Linked DNA regions of Mus musculus: region 2 is linked to region 1. The links are chromatin loops, found by intact Hi-C in ENCODE. Cell type or tissue: left cerebral cortex. All regions are shown on one strand.

Region 1 (8,000 bases):
GTCAGGCTTACTTTGTTCTGTTAGATGTGAAGATGGAACCCAGAGACTTGCAAGTGCCCCACGTGCACTCTCCCACTGAGCTACAAGCCATGCCCCCCAGAAACAAAATTGAGAAAACAACCTAATTCACCAAAACACTTGGGGAGAACATTTAATTAAAGATATAATATTGCAAAGGGCAAGTCAATAAGATCTCCCCAAGTGTATTCTCGTGTGTGTGTGTGTGTGTGTGTGTGTGTGTGTGTGTGTGTGTGTGTTTCTCTAGATTTTAAAACCTATATGAAAAGCAAAAAAGCTGAAACAAGTTTGAAAGAGAATGTACAACACAGACTTGCAAAGACGGTGTGTCTTAGAATAAAGAGAAAGGCTCAAATGGATAAACAGAATGGAGCACGGAGATAAAGCTACACATCCACGGTTCACTGATTCTCTGCAAAGGTCTCCAGGGACTTCAATAAAGACAAGATGGGTTTCATAGCAAATGGAGCCTGAATGAATGGATATTGTATGGAGAAACAATAAACTCCAAACCTCACCTCACATCACACATGGAAATTGACTCTAAAGTATTCACAGAGCTAAAAGTTAGAGGAAAAACAATTTAACTTCTACACAACCTTGGAGAAAATATTTGTGACAGTGGTGGTGGTGGGGGGGGGGGGAATTCTCGAAGAGGATATCAAAGCAAAAATGATAAAAGAAAAATTTGCATAAGAAACAAGGAAATTTAAAAACTCTCATCTTTAAAGTCACGGTTAGGGATGGGGAGGTGGCTCATTTGGCAAAACGCTTGCTCACAAGCACGAGGAGCTGAGTTCAATGCCAGGGATGGTGGCACACACTTGTAATGCCAGGGATGGTGGCACACACTTGTAATGCCAGGGATGGTGGCACACACTTGTAATGCCAGGGATGGTGGCACACACTTGTAATGCCAGTGCTGCAGAAGCAGAGACAAGTGGGTCCCTGAAGCTAGACAGTCTAGTCTAACTGGTGAGCTCCAAGCCAATAGCTGACTCTGCCTCAAAGGAGGGGGATGGCCTTCCTGAGGCTAACAGCCAAGGTTGTCCTCTGACCTCCACACGTGTACACACACTTCTGCACACACATATGAACACACACACACACCACCCATTTTTTTTAAAGTTGGTAGTTAATAAAACACAAAGATAAGCTACATATTTGGAGGCAAATTTTTCAGGAAAATGTCCTTGAGCCTCGAGCTCACACAAAACTCTTACGACTCACTAAAACCAAACATCTCAATTAAAATGGCCAACGGATTAGAACAGGCATTGTCCAGAAGAAGATACCAAATAGCCAATGAGCACATGGAAATATTCTCCACGTTGTTAGTCCTCTGAGAAATGCTAGCTAAAACCAAAGAAGATTCCATATACCCTGACTAGAAAGGGTAAGATTAAAATGATTGAGAATATTAAGTAGAGGCAAGGACAAAGGATGCTGGAACCCTCTCCTACATTTCTGGTGGGAGTACAAAAACATTCCAACCATTTTATAAAAGGGTAGGGCAGTATCTTTTAACATCAAATATTCACTAATCATAATACCAAGCAATTGTATCCCAGGTATTGAACCTGGATGTAAACAGAGGTAAGGAGCGTGACTCGGTATAAGCATCAGGACCTGAGTTCGAATCTCTAGCACCCACATAAAAAGCCAGGCATGTCTGCATGTGTCTGTGACCTCAGCATTGAGAGTGGAAACCGGAGAATCCCAAGCCCTCACTGGCCTGCCAGCCTAGCCTCCGGTGGAGTGAGGGGCTCTGCCTGGAGAAAATAAGACAGAGCAACAGGCTTCACCCTGACATCCTGCTCTGGCCTCTACATGTGCACACAATTACATCTGTATAGTCATGTACATACACCACACACACACACACACACACACACACAAGTGAAGCATATGCCCAAAGCCAGGGTCTTGGACCATGACTACAATCCCAGCACTTGAAAAGCTGAGACAGAAGAATTACTGTAAATTCGAGACCAACCAGGACCACATAGTGAACTTCAGACCAGTATGGAATCCATAGTGAGATACAGTCTCAAAAAAAAAAAAAAAACAGAGAAATAAAAAATAAATCCCACATGAAACATACACACCAACATCCCCAGCAAGGTCCAAGAGCTGGACGCTATCTAGATATCTACTGAATGGTGAATGTGTGAATGAAGAGCAATGCACACATGCCACGACATACGACAGAGCCGTAAAGGAGAATGACACAAGTGACCTTCAAAAACATTGTGCTAATTAAGACCTGCTATAGTTTAGATAGGAGTTCCCCAAAGGTGACCAGCCTGTGGCACCTTCAGGAGGTAGCAGAACCTTCAAAGGGTGGAATCTAATGGAAAGACGTTAGGTCACTGGTGCGTGCCAGTGGGGTGTGTCCTACTGGGGACCCAGATTCTCCTCTCTTTGTTCCCTGACTGCCACGAGCTAAGAAGCTTTCTCAGCTCCATGGCATGCTGGCTTACCCTCGCCCAAAAACAAACACAGGCAATGACCTTTAAAACCCTTTCCTCTTTATAAATTAACTGATTGTATCAGCTGAACAAGAAAACAGAAAAAAACAAAAGATAAATATGGACGCTAAGTGATGAACGACTGCATTTATGTGAAATTCTACAAAAGGCAATACTTCCGTGACAGACACAAGTCAGTGTCCTTCTGGAGCTGGGGTAGCGGAAGCAGCTCCTGGTCAAAAGTGCAGGCACTCCTCTATGGTGAGGGCCCTGTCACTCTGACTGTGGTAGCACCTTACATGCGTGTATAAATTTAGGAAAATCCATCCAGCTACATTTTGAAGACAGATTGATTTTACTATGTGAAACTATTTCCAAAATTGGCAAACAGAAGAAAACATAATGATATAGTCAAATGCTTATGATTACAAGCTAATGCTTATGCATATAATAAGATGGTAATCATGAGATGACAATATTCAACTAAGTGGTGTCCATTTTTTAATCTATATTTACCATTTCAAGTTAGGGGCTAAGTAAATGAGTTTATGTGTAGAATCACCACAAATAGTCTAGTTCAAAAGTGACTAATAAAGGCATATTTTTTTAAAAATACAATCCTGGAGAGATATCTTGTCAATAAACATTTTCGGAATAGTTATGAGGACTAGAGCTCAGATTCCAGGACTTGCACAAGCCAGATGTCCCTGAAGGCACGTCGAACCCCTTCTGAGAGGCCAGCAACAGAAAGATCAATGAGGCTTGCTGGCTTCTAGCCTGGCTGAGAAACTGTAAGCCCAAGGTTCAGGGAGAGACCCTGCTGTAAATGTAAATGTCACTTTTATTTTCTCAGATGAAAGGATGAGAGGAGAGCCACACCCAAACCTTATGAATATAGGGCTTGTGCTGAGCACTTCTATCTCTGTTCTAACTCTCCCTGGGCCTACACCTGGATGCTTCTAACCACTGTACAAGCTAATCTCCTGCAAGCCTGAACCTTGACGGCTTCAGCTTCCAGCCTTCTTCTGCTAACCTAGGCCTAGAATTTTCAGCCTCTGAGACTTACTACTGAATAAACTCACCTTTTCTAGCTCTTTCTGAACTCTGGCCAGCTGGTTCTGAACTCAGCTCTTCTGGCGCAAACTCCTCTCCAAGCGAACTGATTCAAATTGGCTTCTCTTGGCTCCTGACTGAGTTACTCTGCTTGGAAAGACTGCCCCTGAACTCCATGAACTGGACTACTACTCCAAACGTAACTGAGCTACAACTACACTCAACCAAAGCCACCCCAACTCAGCTCAACTCAATTAACTCCCTCACTGCCCTTAAGTAGCCTCTCTTTCTTGTCCTTGTGAAAGTTGGGCATATCCTATTTCTGACTCATTCTGTCAAATTTTCTCTGATTCATCGCTTTGTCTGCCCCTCAATTAGATGGCATTTGTTTGGGATTAAAGCTGTGTACTAAAGGCATGTCTACATTCCAGCCAGAGAGATCAAAGGCATGTGCTAAGGGCAGGTCTGCATTCCAGCCAGATCATAGCTTTGGATATGATGCCTTGCCAGAGCAGCCGTGTTGCTGCTGGATTCCACTACACCCTGCCTCAGAGGAGTGAGTGAGGAAGGATAGTAGGCTTCTCCTGACATCCATGCATGCACATCTGCACAGATGCCTACAGACTCATAGGAACACATACAAAACAAATAGATATTTTTAAAGATAAAGACATATATATATTTAAAACAACAGAAAATTATCTATTCAGAAGATAATTAAAAGAAAGAAAGAAAGAGAGAGAGAGAGAGAGAGAGAGAGAGAGAGAGAGAGGAAGGAAGGAAGGAAGAAAGAAAGAAAGAAAGAAAGAAAGAAAGAAAGAAAGAAAGAAAGAAAGAAAGAAAGAAAGGAAGAAAGAAAGAACGAGTAGCTGGAGAGAGAGCTCAGTGACTAGGAGTTCTGGCTGTTCTTCCAGAGGAGCCATGTTCAATTCCTAGCACCTACACAGTGGCTCACAAACCATCTGAAACTCTATTCCCAGGGATCCAGTGCCCTCTTCTGGTCTCCATGGGTACTGAGCATGAGCATGGGTACTGAGCGCATGGGTACTGAGCATGCGCATGGCGCACAGATGAATGTGCAGGAAAAGTACTCACTCACACATATAAATAAACAACATTTTTCTTAAAAGAAATACAAACATAAGATATGGATCATGAGGAAAAGATATGGATCATGTCCCAAAAAATAGGAAAAAAAACAGATATCAAAACAATAGTTTCATAATATTTTCCTAAAATACCTTGAAATTGAATATCAAAAGGCCACACGGCAATGACTTCAACACAGCCAACAATGAATCATGTCATGTCATGTTAAGGCGGGGGGTGTGGTGGGGGAGGTCATCTTGGGCAAACAGACAAAAACAGTAAGCAAGAAAAGGGAAATAATACTGGCACTAGGTTATTTATCAATTCTTAACGCCCCCCCCTCCAATTCAAGGCCCTTGAATATGGGAAATATAAGTCAAGGGTTTTATATCTACACAACCTAGTTCAAGTACAAGGCTATAAACAAACTCTCATGAACCTGCCAAAACTCAAGGCATGTTGAGCCTGTGAGCCCTTCTGGTAGAATCTGTTAGAAAGAATAAGAGGTGGGTACTGTTAGTGAGCCTGCAGAGCAAGGCTGAGACATGACTATAGGGAGAGAACACAGAACCAACTGTACAATTAGTAAAAAGCTGAAAAGCCTGGAGAATAAATAGTGCATGTAGATATGACTCACTAATAGACATTAATTATGAATAAAGAGATATTATTTATATCAGATACTGGGCGAGGGGAGGCTACATAATTTCAATATTGTTCAATGTAGAGAAATAATTAGCCCCCCCCAAACATAGGAGCTAATTGCCCTCACATAAAGAAATTAATATAAATTTAATGAATAGAACAAATAAGAAAATTAAAAACCCACTCAATATAAAAAGCCTTTGATATAAAATGTTTTAAAAAATGATAGAGCTAAGCCAAACATATTAATCATATCAGTGAATATAAATGGGCTTAACTCACCTACTAAAAGAATGGGATTTACAGATTAGCTAATAAAGAAAAATCCAACCCTATACAGAATAGAAAAGACATACCTAAAACAAAGAAACTCAAAGGAGTTAAAAGGCAAGATTATGTATCAACTAAACAAACAAACAGAGAAGTAAACCAGAGCCATAATCTTTATGCCTGAGAAGGTCACCAACTATTACTAGATGTGCCTGTGTGTGTCATGATGCTAAAGGCTACATTTACAGTGAAGGTTTTGGTCATGGATATTTTTGCACCCAATAGAATGAGATTAACATCCATGAGCAGCAACACGCGATGATGCAGGAACAGACAGAAACCCACTAATCAAAAAGACCTCCACATACCTCCCCAATCCAGTCAAGTGCACTAATAATCAACAGAGTGCAGAAGAGCTAATCAAAATCAATCATGTAGATATCTGTCAAGTGTGATATTTTGATCAATGATAGACATTACATCAGTCTTTTAAGTGCACATGGAACATAGAAAAAAAACAAGAAAACTTGAAGGTTTTAAGTAATAACAGCAGTTCATCATTTTTGGAATACAGTGCAATAAAAATAGAAATCAATAACAAAACCGAAAAACAAAATGCCCAACCATGTTGGGATTTACACCATAAGTGACTCTTGGCAAAGCAGGAGTTCTATGCAAAATTTCTTGAAAATAATGATAATATCTCTAATCTGTAACCAGAAATCCGTAAGCTATAACCAAAGGAAACATCAAAAAATATATGAAGTACATATGTTGACAAAAATTAAATTAATAGAAACTCAAAACTCACAAAATAAATAAATAAATATTAAATGAAAAAATGAGAAATAAGAAAGGCTGAAATTAATGGGTAGGAGGCCCAGGAAGAAAGCATAAACACACCACACTAAAAATGATCAAGAAAAGCAAATATGAAACCTGAGGACTTTTGAGTTCACAGGGACTTTTTTCATGACCCCATATAAACAAAACAGGAAACACATGTGAAATGTACTGTTTTGTTATGAGAAATAAAACATACCAAATCTCACCCCAGTAGACAAAAAGCAGAAAGTCTTTAAGAATGAATAGACTCCACACTATTGTGCTGCAGAGCAAGACAAAGTGTCCCCAACTCCCTTGCAATACTAAACAGAAGGTTATTGCCAAATCCTGACTAGAGCTCACCCCTACTCTACCTCCTCCAACCAACTAGTTAATATTAATTCAAAATTTCTCAAAGTTTTCCAAATGTAATAAAGTTAAAAGATGTCATATGCTTGCAATGGATGTAGAAAATGAATTTAACTCATGCTGAGTGAGAGAGAGAGAGAGAGAGAGAGAGAGAGAGAGAGAGAGAGAGAGACTTCAGAGGCTGAATAGATGACTAGGGGATTAAGGACATTTGCTATTCTTGTAGAGGACCAGGATTGATTTCCCAGGACCTACATGGTAGCTCACAACTACCTGTAACTTCAGTTCCAGGGAATCTGACATGTCTTGCCTCCTTAGGCACTTAGCATGCAAGTGGTACGTATACATCCATTCAGGTACTCACACATACACATAAATTAAAAATAAAATAAATATTTTAACCTAATAAAGTATAAACAATTGATAGGTGGATATTTTGATACTGAATATTACCAAGATCTAAAAGAATACCTTACTTAACAGAGAAATACCAGTGTGTTCTTATGAAAATTAAAAACAAGACAAGAAATCACATGTGTTGGTACACACCTAACAACCCAGTATCTGAGATACAAGGGCAAAATGGCAAGTTCTAGACTACTGGATGCTGCATTGTGAGACCCACTTCACAGAAGAAGACAGACAAAAACACCAAGTGTCTGGGCTGTATTTGATATTGCTGTTTTAAGCCAACCAGGTTCTGGTAATTTCTACAGAAGCCACAGAAGATGGAGACATGGACACACACACACACACACACACACACACCATCTCTCTCTTCTCCTTTCTTTCCTTCTTCCTCCCTTCCTTCCTTTCTTCTTTTTCCCTTCAGCTGCACAGGTAAGGAATGAAGGCAAATGACTCAACAGCTATTCCTATGGAACACAGGTGATAAAAGTAGTCAGCCAGTTACTTGTCTTTATTATGAGTCAAGCTAAAGGAATATTCCTATTTGGAGAGAAAGATTCCTGTGCTCTGCACTAACTAGATGAGCGTCGGTCATGAGTCTTTTTATAACTCCACCATCAAAGGAGGAAGTGAGGAAGACCTGGAATGTGCTTTTTAAGTGGTGGGGGGAAAGGCAAGTTTCGGGGAACTTTGTTATGCTACCACCAAACAGAAGTTACCCTACATACATTTCAGTATTTGACCATGTAGAAAGTGATTGCTCCATTCCTTAAGTAGTTGAACTCTGACACAGGTCAGTGGTGATGGTCAGTTACTCATAAGTTTTAAAGCTGAGGAGCCTGGCAGAATGGT
Region 2 (8,000 bases), 98 kb before region 1:
ACAAAGTTATGACAAGCATATTTAAAGAGGGGAAAAAGGAGGGGCTCCAGATGATGCATTCAAAACCAGCAATGTTACAAATGGTTACCATGTATCCAGAACTACAGTCCTCTCTAAAGGCATGCATGGATCACCACAGTAACATCCCCTGAGCATCTCCTAAGCATTGTCTTCCTGTTGTAATTCCATTATGTAACCTGAACTAGAAATTTTTTCCAAAAGATTAAGTCGATAAAGTGATATTTCATCAATATCTTCAATTTTTAAAAAAAAATGATCATATTTCAGTTCTCAAAAGACCTGATTCAGGTAAAAAAAATTTTCCATCAGTAACAACTCTGATACCCAAGTGCTTCTCCCAACTCACTGTGTTATAAGTAATTTTTAAACAATATCTACCCGTTCTGAAACAATAGTTTATTGAGCACTTGACAGGGTCCAAAAAAAATACAAAATTAATTAATTAATTAGTTAATTAATTAAATCATTGTCCCTGCCTTCAAAGAGTTTCCAACAATAGGAGTCACTGTGTTCCTGTATAATAAGTTCTTGGAAGCAAGACATGTGGAACCAACAATTAGTTCCCAATTTGGTAGTCTTTTTTTTTTTCTCCCAAGAAACTGTGTGCAAGCATAGAAGAGGGAAATCACTATGGAGACATAATCCTTGTATCTAGCAGGCAAAAAAAAAAAAAAAAAAAAAAAAAAAAAAAAAAGCCTGCATCTCTGCAGAACAGGCTCGTACAGCTGGGTCTTTGCAGTATCTGATCTCTACTGGATGAGTAGTGGAGTCGACTCAAATCAGTGTAACGACTCCCTCCCCAGTAGCCTGACTATAGTTCGTATATGTATATCTAGGTATATATGTATACCATAGACCCCCCCTTAACTATACAAACATTTCCTCATGTACATAAATGATAAGACGTAAATCTCTGGTGCCTCATGGTAAACCTAGTACTTGACAGCCTGCCCCAGCCCGCACTACCATTGCGTCCTGTGAGGGAGGTGAGCTTCACTGAGGCAAGGCCTTGGCACTGTGGCTCTTGCTGCCTTGTTTGTTAAAATCAAATTGGGTGAGGGGAGCACTGACAACTATAAAATCAAAAATATTGATTCACCCTGAAAAACCTTAAAGATGTTCTGCATCCTGAAGTATCCCTTATCTGCCAATATTTAATGGTTTCCATAAGAACAAACAGGCATATCCATCTCGTTATATTAGCTTCCTTCATCTTTAATAAGTGATAAGCTTTTATACGTGTACCAAAAATTGGTTGTCAAAATTAAATTTCTTTATAATTAAAGAGGAAAGGTTCCCAGGATTCTGGAGACAAATATGGACATTGTAACTTTCTAAAGGCATTCTTGGATACAATAACAAGCAACCCAGAGTTGAGAGCTGCTACCCCAGGGTATACCCCCCCCCCCATTTGAGGGTTAATTCTTCACTCTTTGCTGTCTCCTTTTGGGAGCAATTCCTCCTCAGATACAATGCAGGGGTTCGGAGGGGAGCAGAGAGGGGCTGGCGTCTTTTCCTTACTAAGAACCATATCCCGAATTGGCTGAGCAGCCTCTGGTCGTGCTTGTCATCATCTTTGTTATCAAAATCAGTGTTGTCCAGGGAGTGGTGGGAGGACGAGAGGCCCAGCTGCCGCCGCCGGTTCAACTCGTGCTCCCTCTGCTCTGCGTGGAACTCTGCTTCTTTCAACAAGCTGGCCGAGAGAGAGAGGGGGACAGGTAAGAAGAGGCAAAAACACATCCTATCACACAGCCTATTTGCATCGCCCTGTGAGCCCTCAAACATTGTGCTCACCCTCGTCTAAGTCCCTGTCATTTACCCAGAAACCTTAGTTTCATTTTCTTACTATGTCCCCATCTCAAAGAAAAGCTAAGAGTTTCCTTCCTCCAGTCGGTCACAAGAAGGTTGATACGATCGATCGCTCCTCACAAGGCAAGACTGGTCATTTGCACCCCACGGGAAGAAGTGTGGGTATCAAGTGTTCAAGGCTCTGGAAACAAGGGAGTGGCTCCTCTCCAAGCTTGCTGAGCAAGCAGCAGACAAAAAGTAATAATAAGGAATGTTGGCAAGGGATCAGCGAAAGCAAGTCGCTTCATGTGCACTGTTAGCATTGGAAACGGATACTCACGCTTTCAAAAACAATTTGGTAACGTATTGTGAAGATAGGTATACCCTTTAACCAGCTAACCCACCTCTGAGACTATGTAGGAAGAGCCCTGTACAAAGTATCAAAAAGCTGTTTATAAAATATAAAAAAAGAAAGCCATATAAATGTACAATGGCAGAGAAAAACAAATAATTACTCTGTGTGTGTGTGTGTGTGTGTGTGTGTGTGTGTGTGTGTGTGTGTGTGCATGCGCGCATGCTCGCAGTACATGTGAGTTGGAGATATAGGTGTATACACTTGTGTGTGCACCTGCAAAGGCTAGAGAAGGGCACTGGCTGTCCATTGCTCTCTGACTTATCTATTTAGTGAGTATCCTATTGAACCGAAAGCCCACCATGCTTAGGCTGAGAGCCTCACGCTGTCAGGGATCTGCCTGTCCTGGTCCCCCAGTGATGTCATTACAGGCCTATGTGGTCATGCCCAGTCTTTTACAGTGGGTTCTGGCATTCAGCCTCGGGTCCTCATGCTCTTACCCACTGAGCCGTCTCCCCAGCCCGCTCTGTGGGTTTTGCCTATGGACTCAAAAGCGGTGAGTATAAAACTTCAGCACAACATGGAAAGAGTGGATTGGATATCGGCTCAGAACCACAAAGTCATTATAACTGTGGACATATAAATAAAACACACATTGAAAACAACTGGGGAACAAACAGAAGTGCACAGCTGCATTTTGATCTTTGTTTCCTATGTGCTATTTAGACATCGTAATCCTATTATGGTTTGTCACCGGTATAAGAGAAAGAGAAACGACAAAGGCTCCTTAAAAATTGTATATTCAGGCATTATTTAATTGCTAATGATCGTGTGACTTTGGATAATATCTGAAAAGAGAACATCTAGAAGTTGGGGTGTAAAACGCTGCTTTCTCCTACACGGCCACCTGGAGACCCTCAGTTTTGAAGTTCACCTCAGCTCTGCTGCTACCTGGCTCCCTGCACCTCGGTCCTGACAGGCAAGTAAGCATGCCTACATAGTCTGTAGCTCTCCTCCTGGCTACGACTGCCATGCTCCAGCCTCCGCTTCACCACCCTAACACCGGCTTCCTCTGCCTGCGGCTACCCTGTGCTCACCAGAGCCTACCGCAATTAAAGGTTTCCTTTCTTTAGTATCTGCTTAAGTAACTGAAGGGCACTTGTGTCTCCCAAGTACCTAGCACAAGGCCTTGCACATGATTGTCATCCAATCAAACTACTTATTGAATTCTTACATTTTATTAAAACATCGTGGCACGACTGCAGAGTGCATGTGAAAATGGAGTAGAGCTGCTTTCTTGGCGCATGCGCAAGTAGAGTTCAATGCCACACAGGGGAAGCCATGGTTACCTGATCACTGCCTCCACAGCACAGACCAGCTCCTCCGCCCCACACTCCCTGGTGTTGATGGGGGGTGGAGAGGTCTGGTAGAGGTGAGTTTCTGCGGTGGCTCCCACCTCGTTACTGTGGTGGTTCGAGTGGCACCTTTTGCAGTACCGAACAGGCCTGTTTCCGTGGCGACCGCAGCACCCTGCGGAAAAGCAGGTGACCACTGCCCTTCTGACATGGGAGCTGCAGTTCTGCAAGCAGAGAAAGCAAAGCCAATTAAAGCTGGCTTCTGAGACAAAGTTGGATAGAAACCTGAAGCAAATAGAACCTCAAGGGGCCACAGGAAGTGACCGGGTTTCCAAAATGCAAGGTGTGGTCTAGCCACACAGAGGTGTTTTATTCTAGTGGAAAGGGTAGGTATAATCTAGAAAGCAATGGAACGGCATTAGGAGGCTGGGTTGATTGAATTTAATGCTTACGATTTTCTCAACAGAAATTAAGAATAAAAACATAGAACCGTGATGCTGAGAAAGCACGCCACAGCACCCCAGAGTCAGGAAGAAAAAAATTCAACTTCCAGCACAAGCCTTTTAAAAATTAGTTTACCTGCCTCTCACAGAGTAGATTTCCCCTGCAGTTCACCTGTCCTTGGCATTCAAGGACAGGCGGAGGTTACGCTACACTGGGCTGATGGCTCTGTAGCAGGACCTTCTCTACTCCCACCCCTCCAAAGGCTTAACAAGTATACGAATCAGCACCACGAGGACACATCAAAGCACAACTAGACCTAGTCACAGAGCTGGCCACAACACCAACCACAGCAGAGGGATCAACAGACGGAGCCGCGGCAAGAGAAAAGCTGTGCAGCAGAGAGAGATGCCTTTTCATTTCAGGGATGGGCAGGGGTGGCGTGGGGGGGGGGGTAGATATTGTCATCACTGCCCTGACAAGAGGCAGGGAAGTGAGGTGACTTCTATGGGAAGAGGTTTTAGGAGCTCCGAGGAAGCAGGGAGCACCCTGACATCGTCAGACAAAGCCCTGGAGAGCTTGACAGACAGAATCAACTCAAGGACAAATAATACCCTGGCCTTTTAGCAACTCAGAGTTTGTGAAGAGTGGGGAACCCACCTGACAGTACCCCAGGAGAGTCAGGAGGGAGACTGCAAACACAAACCCTCCATCAGCATGTCAGCAAGGCAGCGGACTGTCAGTGGGAACTACCAGTTCTTCTTCAGGTACCAGGCTACTGACTGTGGATGCTAGCGTTAGAAAAATCGTGTTTTCTTACCACGACTCAGGGCAACAAGATGAGGATATTTAAGTCGCTACACTTTCCACAGTCACAGCTTCTCCAACAGACTGCAGCTGCGTGTTTATGGTCATAGAGTCTAAAATATTTATAATATGTTCTTCCTAATCTCTTAAATAGGCTGTTGAGATGTCTTGTGATTCTTCTACTAAGATTCCTTGCGGTTTTCCTCTGATTTGGGCATCAGAGTCAACGCGCAGACTTTTCCCTGTTTATGGATGCCGTCGAGTGCTGTGCACGGAGCATAACAGCCCTCACAGCCCACACAACAGCTGTGACCTCCGATTGAGATCCTCAAGGCCAGGCCCACTGACTGTTGACATTCCCTCATAGAAGGAGGGATGTGGAGGGTCACTAGACCTTTACCTGGGAGTCTAACCTCTCCTCCTGCACTCCAGACAGCTCTAGGCAACTCTGCCCTTGTTGCTCATGGCTTTATGATCTCAAAAAAGCTGGCGTATATAGAGTGGTGTATTAACCGAAGAGGAGACTCCATCTATAAGGAAGTTGTCACTCATGCTGCGGTTTGACTTTCTGGTGGTACAGCTGCTTCAGTCACCCAAGCTCCTTTATGTGACCTCTCACCCATCTCTATACATAAGGCTTTGGATTTTGAGGGAATACTACTTTGGTCCATTGTGGGTGCCCTGTCTGGGGAGAGGAGACATCTGTGTGTCCCTGGGGAAAGTTCATACAACAACCTTTCTCTTTCAGAGGCTGAGTTTCACTCATGTGTGTTTTTATTAGTGTACAGCTCCTCCTGCCCACGGAGGAGCTGTCAACACGGTTCTACAGGCAGTATTGCTCAGCATGCATGCTTAGGGCCCTTTCTCCCCTTATAGCTGCTGCTGTGGCCTGGACACTCGCTCCAAACCCCAGCCTGAACCTCCATGTTGAAATCTTAACTCCCACATAGGAATATTAGGAAGCAGAGCCTATGGGAGTTAAGCAAGTCATGATGACAGAGCCCTCAGAAGTGGAATCTGTGCCCCTATGAAAGGGGCCTAAAGAAAGCTGGCTATAAAAATATGCCACGAGAAGATGCCATGTTTGATGAGCAGGCCCTCCCACACATCAAATTTACCAATGCCTTGATCTTAGACTTCCCAATAAACATGTGTTGTTTGCCAGTGCCCAGCCTGCGACATTTTGTAGCAGCCAAAATGGACAAAGACAATTATAATTAGCTTTCTGTTCCTTTGAAATGTTCACTGTTACATAAACAATAGGCTGTGGGTGTGATCCCGTCATTCACCACAACATAGTCTTGGGGTTTACGGTCAACTATTCACCCACCCTCTTTTCAACTGCCTGGGTACTCCCCAAATCCTAGCATCATTTTTAAATTTTTTTCTTTCTTTTCTTTTCTTTTCTTTTCTTTTCTTTTCTTTCCTTTCCTTTCTTTCTCTCTTTCTTTCTTTCTTTCTTTTTTTTTTAAATTCTTTTGCTGTGCTGCTGTGTGCAAGACAGAAAACTTCATTTACCATGATTATCTATACCCAGTGTGAGATTTTTCCCCCTATGGTTCATAGAGAACATACCAATTATGAGGTATGCAGAGGAGGAAAAACACGCTCACAATCTCTCCAACCATTCGGCTGTATAAACAGCACAGGCAGCAGTTACATCAAGCCGAATCAGTAGGTACAGAATCATCTTGTGAGAGCAAGAATAGGATTTGCAAACATCCACTAAGCACCTGGTGTAACAGTAAGTCCTCAGATAAGTCCTTAGCTGTATGGGCTATAGGGGGAGAGGCCCTTGGTCCTGTAAAGGTTCTTATAAGGGAATGCCAAGGCCAGAAAGCAGGAGTGGGTGGGTTGGGGAGCAGGGGGAGGTGGGAAGGGTATAGGGAATTTTTGGAGGGGAAACTAGGAAAGGGAATAACATTTGAAATGTAAATAAAATATCTTTTTAAAAAAACTGACTGCTACCTTCTTATCCCCACATCTCTCCCGTAGTCACACCCAAACAGATGGTGACACTTAGGCCATGCCTGAGACCAGACTCTGCTCTCTAGAGGCCTTCCAGCTTAATCTCTTAACAAGTAGAGTCTCCCACTGCCTTAAGTCAGAGATGGTGTGGCAGGCTTGCTTTTGAATGTAGCCTATGTAATGGTTGGTATGCGACTCCTCAACTTCACTTCAAGGGGCTTGGCCCATCCGAGTCTGATGAAACACCGTTACCTCGGGAACCTCCGGACACAACATTCAGGAGAGGGTTCAGACACCTAGTATCTGGGCCATTCCAGATAACCCAGCATGTCACAGGCATGACAACACGGAAAGTGGGGAGCAGCCAACCTCTAGACCCCTTTCAGCTAACTGTGTCTCCACGTAGGAGAACAGGCAAAACCAGCAGAGTTGCCCAGTCAACCGAGGCCAAATTACCAAGCTACTATTTATTGTAAGCAAGTGAGTCGTCATCATACAAGCTGGGACATTTGGCTGGACCTTAGCCAAGGTGAAAATGAACTCCAGAAGTGGGGTGCTGGCAGAACACACACTGAGAAGGTGCCATTGCTGCTGGTGCCAGGCGGGAGGTGGGGTCTAGAAAGGGAACCAAGAGCTAAATGGTGCACAATGGAAGAGGCGGGAAAGGCAACGGGAAAATGGCCTTCGAAAGCTAGAAAAGAGGTGAGCTAGATGTGTTCTTCAGGATAGAGTGCTTGCATGAACAGGAGCTCTGTTCTTGGCATGGCAAAGAGATGGGGGGCGGGTGGTTGGGTTGGTGGTGGTGGTGGTGAGAAAGGGACGGGAGAAGGGGAGGAAAGACAGGGAGGAAAGGGGAAAGGGAATTTTATTTTGTAGCAGTGAAACACCCAGGATAATTGCTGTCTGCAATAAAATAAAATAAAATAAAATAAAATAAAATAAAATAAAATAAGGGCATCTAATGTGACTGAATGGTGAAGGAGCCAAATCACTTGCGTTAACTGCACCTGGTCAGGCATGAGAGGGCAGGAGCCACCTAACAGGGACTGAGTCATTTGGAAAGGAGGTCCCGATGGAATTCATAAAAACCAAGGAGCCGGCCCTGAGAGCAAGGTGGAAGGAGCAGATGAACACAATAAATAAATGCTCCTTAGGCAACTTTAAAACAATCACAGAACTGACTCTGTCTCCTCCGGCTGCATAATAAGCCAATCAGGACCTCAGCCATTTGGTTATGTGCCTGGATTCTCCAAGTGGGAGATTCCCAT

The links. Peaks named below come from ENCODE experiments on the same cell type or tissue, not always from the same donor. Only the 100,000 strongest peaks of a DNase experiment are listed, where the experiment ranks them.
Region 2: a loop joins it to region 1, with 2.6 times the contacts of the local background. A loop is called at or near these places in 3 of 42 quality-filtered maps.

What each region holds. Positions count from the first base shown.
Region 1 is chr12:102,957,126-102,965,125 of GRCm38, reverse strand. The region is part of intron 1 of Unc79 (unc-79 homolog); the gene reads right to left. Among named protein-coding and RNA genes, the nearest start is that of Unc79, 12 kb to the right of the region's middle. In left cerebral cortex, a CTCF peak has its summit at 4,550 (motif pointing left); no DNase peak of the experiment used is centred here.
Region 2 is chr12:103,055,059-103,063,058 of GRCm38, reverse strand. It overlaps Unc79 (unc-79 homolog), which reads right to left. Exons shown (of 49, transcript NM_001081017.2): 12 at 3,511-3,740; 13 at 1,543-1,714. Among named protein-coding and RNA genes, the nearest start is that of Unc79, 110 kb to the right of the region's middle. In left cerebral cortex, no CTCF peak of the experiment used is centred here; a DNase peak (open chromatin) is centred at 4,800; H3K27ac peaks cover 736 bases.